Linked DNA regions of Homo sapiens: region 2 is linked to region 1. Evidence: chromatin loops called from intact Hi-C (ENCODE). Cell type or tissue: Caco-2. All regions are shown on one strand.

Region 1 (4,000 bases):
ATTTTCTGTGATAAGATCTCCACTCACAAACGTCCCGCCCCTCTCCCTGGGAGCCCGCTCTTGCCCACTCCCTTCTCTCTCACAGGCCCCCCTCTCTGCTCTCCCTTCTTCTGGCCTCTTCGCCTCACCTGCTCTCTCCTCCCTTGTTAAAAGTAGCCCAGGCTGCCAGACAGCTGTGACACACGCCAAGAGGGGACCTGCTTCTCAACTGTAAACCTGGTACCCAGGAGTTGTTTTACGTTCACTCATGTCGTTGAACGCATTTAAATACACTACACGCAGCCACCTGGCCACATCAGGCGGGGCGAGGAGCAAATGCTCCTCCCAAAATCCCAGCGGCACAAGTGCACACACACAACACACACAGACTTATACGTCTACCCACATACATATATGCACCCACACGTACATATATACACATATACACACATGCACATGCATATATTCACCTATGTGTGCACATGTATATGTGTACACACGTAGGTACATGCTTGCATACATAAGCACATGTATGCACATATACATACACGTATACACAAGTATACACACATGCACACACACACACATGCATATATACACGCGTGCATGCGAACAGCCTGAAGGGGCAACAGTGCACAACTGATGAAGCCTGTGCCAATGGGGAGAACGTGGAGACGCCACCATTGCGAAGGCAACACTGGACTGGCAAAGGCAGTGAACTGCACCCTGCAGTGAAGATGGGCTCCAAGGAGAAAATGAGCATGGCAAGTAACACACCTTCCAGGGTCGCAGGCACACCATGGGACTCAAGTCCCAGCCAGGCACCGGGTCCTACACACACCTCCTTCCCAGCGCTCTGCCTTCACCCTCTCTCCACGCCCCCACTGCCAGCCCTGGGCAGGCTGACCAGCCTTATACCTGGAACGAGAGTGGCCATGGCTAAAGAGCAAGCATCCTGGTGTCCGAGGGCCCGGGCTAAAGCCTGGCACTGCTACTTCCAGAACAAGGCCTGGGGCAGGTGAAGTGTGTGTGACAGTGTGTGTCCCCTCCTCTGTATGGTGGAGGTAAATGATGGTGTCTGCCTTGCGGGGCTGCTGAGAGGACAGGCTGAGGTTTCCCATGGGATGCTGGTCAGTAGAGGCCAGGTCCTGCGGCCGAGGACCTGCCTTGAACCCAGCGCTGCCCACAAGCCAAGACGCCTCATCGCCCTACACCTGATTTTCTCACTGGTAACCTGAGAAACAGGCCAGGATTGGCAATGCTCCCTCCAGCTTGCACGGTACATCACCGCCTGATTTTCCATTCCCTGGCTGGGTTCTCCTTCCGTTGGACTGGCCTTTCTCTGCCCCATCTTGCCCAGCACCATTGAATACCTTCCTAAAGCTCTGCATCCATCACAGCATCACTCAGCCCACGGTCTGCGATGTCTCTCATTCCTTCGGTCCAGACTGCCTGCTGCTCCCGGCACAGAGCCTCCGCCCTATGACAGGTCCTCCTCACCGTGCCACCAGCTCCACACTCGTTCCTGACCCTGAGCCTGTGCCTGCCCTGGTGGCTGCCTGCCCTGGTGGCTGCCTGCCCTCCCTGCAGCTGCCTCAGTTCTATCCCAGCTCAGCACAGTCCAGGCTTCCCCTACTCTCCCTAGGGCCTGCAGCTCTGAGCACTCCACTCTGCCGCCAGCTCCCCTCCATGGAGGTCACAGCAGCACTGCTCACCAACTGCACACACCACTCCAAAAGCATCAAATGGCTTTTGGGGACCACACCCTTGAGACATACCAGGGTTCTTAACCCAAGCACCCCTGACACTCAGGCTGTATAATACTTTAGGGTGGGGAGGCTGTGCTGTGCATTAAGGGATGTTTAACAGCATCCTCGATCTCCGCCCACAGACACTAGAAGCGGCACACACAACCCCCAAATGTTTCCAGATGTCACCAAATGTCCCCTGGCGGGAAAAAAAATCACTCTCAGTCGAGAACTGCTGGAATATGCGTATCTCCGCAGATAAGCCAGGAATTCCTGGTGAACAGAGTCCACATTCTTCATTTCTTTTTATTTCCTCCGAGCCCCTAGCACAGAGCCGTGCATACAACAGACACTATGTAAATACCTGAAAGGAATGAACACAGGAATGAGCACATGGTGAGGCCCATGACATGGCAATCCGGCAGAACAGCGCTGAGCACACGCACTCACGCCCCAGGTAAGCAGAGGCTTCCACACACCTAAAGTCCCCCTCGCCCCTCACCAGATGATAAACTAGCATCAGAACTTCTCAATCTCTGCAGCTCTTAGTGAGTTTCAGCCAGTGCACAGTGCTCTGAATATACAAGGGCTCAATAAAAATGTGAAGACTAAGTAAATTCTGCCCCCAGGGCACTATTTATAGGAAAAAGAAAAAGAAAACTAAAATAAACAGGAAATTGCTACAACCCACTTAGGCTGGGACTACCAAGTTCCATTTTCCCTGTGTTTTCCATCATTGCTTTGTGAGCAGAATGGAGTGAGTTGAGGGCGAGGTGGAGTACGGGAAAGGGGATGGATTTTGGAGTCCGGTGGACAGGGATCTGGGTGCCAGATATACCCATGATTAGCCCAGAGGTCTTTGGCACGTTGCCTCTGGAAGCTTCACTTTCCTCATCTGTAAGAGGAAATATAACACCAACCACAGGAGGTGATTGTGAGGCTGCACTGAAGCAATCTATGCGAAAGTGTTCACACAATAGGCAGTTAATAACAGCACAGTTTCCTCTTCTTCATGCTAACAAGAGAATTTGATCATGTCATTTTTAATCAACAAGTAAGAGGTGTACAACATACCTGTGTACTTCACTGCTAAGTCCCTTGCAAAGAATCCACACTTCATGTCTAATAAAAAGGAGGTTGATTCAAGGACAAATTGGCAGAATGCCCAAGCCTCTTTAGCTGGATAATCTTATCTAAACTGAAGCCCAGAAAGGTTCAGCAACTCGTCCAAGGTCACAAGGCAAAGGGTGGGGTCAGGCTTCATAATCTGATCTTTTCTACTGTATACCTCAACTTCTTACTTTTCCAGTAGAATTCTCAATCTCTGGAATGGCATGACACCCAGCCCTGGCAATGGCAGCAAAGGCCCCTCCATGCCCGCAGGGAAAGGTTCCTGGTGCTGGCTCCCTGACACCACCAGAGCAGATTAACCCTGGGCAATGCTATGTCTCACTGACCTCTGGGCTCAGTGAGGTCTAAGAAGAGGTAAGCCAAGCCCTGGACAGGTCCCCAAAGTGACTAATTCTGACCCAGGAGACAAAGAAAGAAGTCAGACAGCGTTTTTTGTGGGTTTTGTTTTTGTTTTTGTTTTGTGTTTTTGAAACAGAGTCTTGCTCTTATTGCCCAGGCTGGAGTACAGTGGCACAATCTCAGCTCACTGCAACCTCCACCTTCCAGGTTCAAGCGATTCTCTTGCCTCAGCCTCCCAAGTAGCTGGGATTACAGGCACCCTCCACTACGCCCAGCTAATTTTTGTATTTTTAGTAGAGACAGGGTTTCAGCATGTTGACCAGGCTGGTCTCGAACTCCTGACCTCAAGTGATCTGCCCACCTCGGCCTCCCAAAGTGCTGGGATTACAGGCATGAGCCACCAAATGTGGTCCAGACAGCTTTCTTCTATACTCCACAGACCCAAAGACTATGCCTTCTTGGAGCATCCTGGTGCTGTCATGGTCCTAAATGATCCGTGGACGGCTCCTCTTCCTGTCATTCCCTCTCCTTGAATAGACCATGGCCAGTGTCAGTCTCCCCCAGAGCTATGGTGAGGTTCCAGAACTCTGCTTGGCAGAGACACCCTGTTATGTAACGGGGCTGCTAACTCCCACCAATCTCTTGTGAAAGACTTTCCTCAAAGCAGCTAAGGGCAGACAACCAACCAATGACCTTGTTCTTCACTGCCTGGTCTGCTCTAAAGTGAAAATCCCTCTCTCTCAAGCACTTGTGTTGAAGAAGAGCAGAAAAATAGCCTTCCTTTGTGTGCTTCCAGCCAAATC
Region 2 (4,000 bases), 140 kb before region 1:
CAGCACGGCACGGATGACAGCTTCGGTCAGGAATATTCTCTGAGACTGTGTAAAGTGTAAAGTGTTCTTTTTACCAGTTACAGGGAGATGCAAATAGTCTACTTATAGCTCACATAAGAAAAAAAAAGTATCTGTTTACCCGTTTCCTTCAAGGTTTCCACAGAGAAAATAAAGTACCATTTGCTTCTGAAATTTCATAGCTGTTATTTGTTCAATAGGCTTGCAAATAAGATCCCCAAATGAGGCTCATTTCCATCCATACAACATACACACAGTACTTAATGTGTTGAAAGCACCGTGCTAGCTTATCAAGGGCCTACCTGTGACGAAGATATTACAATTCCTATTCTTGCAGTGAGACGACCTAGGCACAGACATGGTTCATTAACTTGCTGAATACCACAGAGCCAGGATTTTGAGATTCTAAACTCCTTCTCCTTCTCCCCACTCCTTCTGACAGAACCTGCAACTTGGGCAAAGCTCTGCTGAACCAGAAGGGGTGGGGGCAAGCTGCCAGCAAACAAAATCAGAAATTTGGAGAAACAGACTCCCAAGCTGGAGTCTCTCAAGCAAAGCAAATGAAGAGTTTTCTAAGAGGAGAAATTGCTGGGGCTAGGAGCGCTGATTCTTCGAGAGGAAGGAGCTATTCTGCAGAATAAAAATAAGGACATCTGTCAGTTTCTGTCTTCCAAAAGGGGAGCTTCGTAGAACATGACATTACAAGTTTTTTCCTTCTCATTAAAGTCACAGAATGTGAGATGCTGGTGCTATCAGAAATCAGCAATTGTGCGAGCAGAGCTACAAGAGTTTCCATGTAGAATTCCAGGCGCATAGAAGCTTCCCCTTGAACTCCAGAGACACAAAAAGAATTCCCAAACAAACAAACAAAAAATATATATATATATCCACTTAGTCATTTGATTGTTAAATAACAATCTGTTTCCAGAAGCATTATCATGAGAAGCATCTAAGGGCTTACATTATCAAGCAATTAAAGCAACAGTATGCAAATCAATATCACTAAACAAATAAAAGACACCGAAAAACAAAATGTTAATTATAAAGTAGATAAACATTAGGCTCTCCTTGAAAACAAGGTTACACGTGATTGTGTGCTAGAGAAAATGCAGACGAAAATGCTCCTGAGGCTTCCTTGGGTTTGGGGGGAAAAATTAAATTTAAAAAAAAAATTTAAGCAAGGATGAGCTTAAAGCCCTTTCTGGTTCTGATTAGGTTTGTTTGTTTGCTTGTTTTGAGACAGAGTCTTGCTCTGTCGCCCAAGCTGGAGTGCGATGGCGTGATCTTGGCTCCCTGCAACCTCCGCCTCGCGGGTTCAAGTGATTCTCCTGCCTCAGCCTCCCGAGTAGCTGGGATTACAGGCGCCCACCACCATGCCCGGCTAAGTTTTATATTTTTAGTAGACACAGGGTTTCACCATGTTGATCAGGCTGGTCTTGAACGCCTGACCTCGGTGATCCACCCGCTTTGGCCTCCCAAAGAGCTGGGATTACAGGCGTGAGCCACTGCACCCGGCCTGATTAGGTCTTTTTAAAAGCTTCTCTATATTGCTAAAGCAGGAAAATAGAAAGGGGACTTTCTCTTTCTGAGGCGGGAGGTCCTGTACATCACTGCCCACTGAATGAATTCACATACACATTCAAATGGATACTGATCACTTTCCACGGCCCAGGAATGAGCTATGTATTGAAGCCAAAGCAGGAACCAGAGGAATGAGGTTCCCGCCCTCACGAAGACGACATTCCAAGAGGAGAAAGGAAGACAGCAAGCCAGGCAGAGCCACCGCTGACTGTGACAAGGATGCGGAGAGAAGTGGGGGGATGAGAGGGACACCAACGGGGACTACGGAGGTGAACGCCTTTCCACCCTCCCAGAGGAAGATGGGGAACCTCACCCCCTCGCTCACTCCCACTGTTCTTCCACATTTATAGATTTGGTGATACAAAATGAGGGGCAGACAGGTGGGGCTGCACAGCCTACGTGGGATGCAATCGGCCAGCCCTGCAGCAGACACGATTGCACTCTGGGGCTATGGCTATGACTAAAACCCTCAGGATGTCTAAGGAGACTCCAGCCAGCAGGCTACTCTGAGGCGGCATCCAACTGAGGGTGCAGTGCTGCAGGAGCTCACAAAGGGGGAGGCTGGCCAGGGTCGGGGGCCAAGGGAAGGCTTCCGGATGGAGAGGAAGAACAAGCAGGATTTATCCAAGGAAAGAGAGTGAGGGGTGACGGGAACGGAGTTCTCCATGCAGAGGGAAAAGCCTCTGTAAAAGGCCCGAGGTGGTAGAGAGCTTAGTGCAATGGGAACAGCAGGTGGTTTAGTGAGGTATGATTATAAAAGGATGGGGAGAGGAGGCGGAGGCTGGGTAGATGTGGAGGGATACAGTAAAGAACAGCTAGCGTGAATAGCAAGCAGGCTTAGAGTATGGACTTTATCCAGACCACGCCCAGCTGCTAAAGAGACCTGGGAGGGCCAGGCAGTGGAAGCTGTGGTTCTGCACACGAGGCAAACAGAAACATCTGCTAGAAGCCTGGCCCCTCCCACCCCCTAGCCCTTTTCATTGTACTTCCAGTCAAAGAGTGAGTTGTTACTGGGGTGGAGAGAGGGCTTCTAGCAAACCCAGAAGATGGCCTCCCCTTCTCTGAGGCCCCTCCTAATACAAGGATATCGGAATCCCCCCGTCCTCCACCATTCAGCTGCCTGTGGTCACTAGAGGCACAGGTCAGGGTGGGGATAGGATGAGGCTACCGGGCCGGGCTGTGGATAGGATGAGGCTACAAGGCTGGACATCGGTGGCCTGCCTCTGCTTGCTGAGATGAGAAGCCAGCTTGTGCCTCTGCAGCGCTTTCTTTCTCATTTGCATGCCAAACTAGAGAAAGAACACGTCTCCTTCCCTTCTCCACCATATGGTTGGTGTTCCCATCTGAGTGAGCCGCCTCAATATAGCACCACAGCCTCACAAAGGCTAAAGGAGTCACGGATGCTCTCCTGCCAATTCCTCACCATGTTCTTCAACAGACTGTATCTTCTAAGAATAAAAGAGATTACTAATATTTGCACAATTGTATGCTTACTTCCCACCCCCGCCCTCCCAAAATCAGGACATCTTTACATTAGCAAATCCAGTAGCACTACCACCAGGAATTCTGCCTGGGACCTTGGGAAATATTTGGCATTTCTGCAACCTGCCTCTATACACCCTGCTGGCCACAGATGAGATAAAGAAGTGAATGGATGTCATACGTCCATGCGTTTGCATTAAAGAAAGACGCAGAGGCTGTCTTCAACAGGCAGGAAGGTAATCGCAACACTGAAGGGACCTACTTCCTTCTGTGAGAGTTGAGAACAAACGCATGACTTTCGAGAGAGGGAGAATGTTCTAGAAGTATCTACAGTAGTCGTATTTTAGAAATATAGGTTTCCAAATTATCTTCAGAAATAAAGTATGGACGTGGCGCAGTGGCTCACACCTGTAATCCCGGCACTTTGGGAGGCTGAGGCGGGTGGATCACATGAGGCAAGGAGTTCAAGATCAGCCTGGCCAACATGGTGAAACCCCGTCTCTACTAAAAATACAACAATTAGCCGGGCATGGTGGTGCACATCTATAATCCCAACTACTTGGGAGGCTGTGGCAGGAGAATGGCTTGAGCCCGGGAGGTGGAGGTTGCAGTGAGCTGAGATGAAGGCACTGTACTCCAGCCTGGATGAGAGAGAGAGACTGTATCAAAAAAATAAAAATAAAAAGTATGGTCTTAATTCTGAGTTGCTTTTACAGATGCCTGTTCTTTTGGTGCTCGGTGGCTCCTCAGATTTCCTGAGCAAGAACACTGAAGTACACAGGAAGCATGTCCAATATTCAGAGAAAATGTGAACAGTATTCTGTTCTGTGCTGAAAACAGTTACTGACAGAAGGCAAGATGCCAGAATCAAAACTTCTAACTGAAAATCACTGTGGAACAACAGAAAAAGCCTCAGCTT

What was found. Peaks named below come from ENCODE experiments on the same cell type or tissue, not always from the same donor. Only the 100,000 strongest peaks of a DNase experiment are listed, where the experiment ranks them.
Region 2: it touches region 1 in a loop (2.7-fold over the local background); 1 of 110 quality-filtered maps calls a loop at or near these places.

What each region holds. Positions count from the first base shown.
Region 1 is chr10:12,499,593-12,503,592 of GRCh38, reverse strand. The region is part of intron 1 of CAMK1D (calcium/calmodulin dependent protein kinase ID); the gene reads right to left. Among named protein-coding and RNA genes, the nearest start is that of MIR4480, 77 kb to the left of the region's middle. In Caco-2, a CTCF peak has its summit at 1,611; DNase peaks (open chromatin) are centred at 52, 1,552, 2,072 and 2,972; H3K4me3 peaks cover 219 bases.
Region 2 is chr10:12,636,739-12,640,738 of GRCh38, reverse strand. The region is part of intron 2 of CAMK1D (calcium/calmodulin dependent protein kinase ID); the gene reads right to left. Among named protein-coding and RNA genes, the nearest start is that of MIR4481, 14 kb to the left of the region's middle. RefSeq lists an enhancer at 1,509-2,009. In Caco-2, no CTCF peak of the experiment used is centred here; a DNase peak (open chromatin) is centred at 2,488.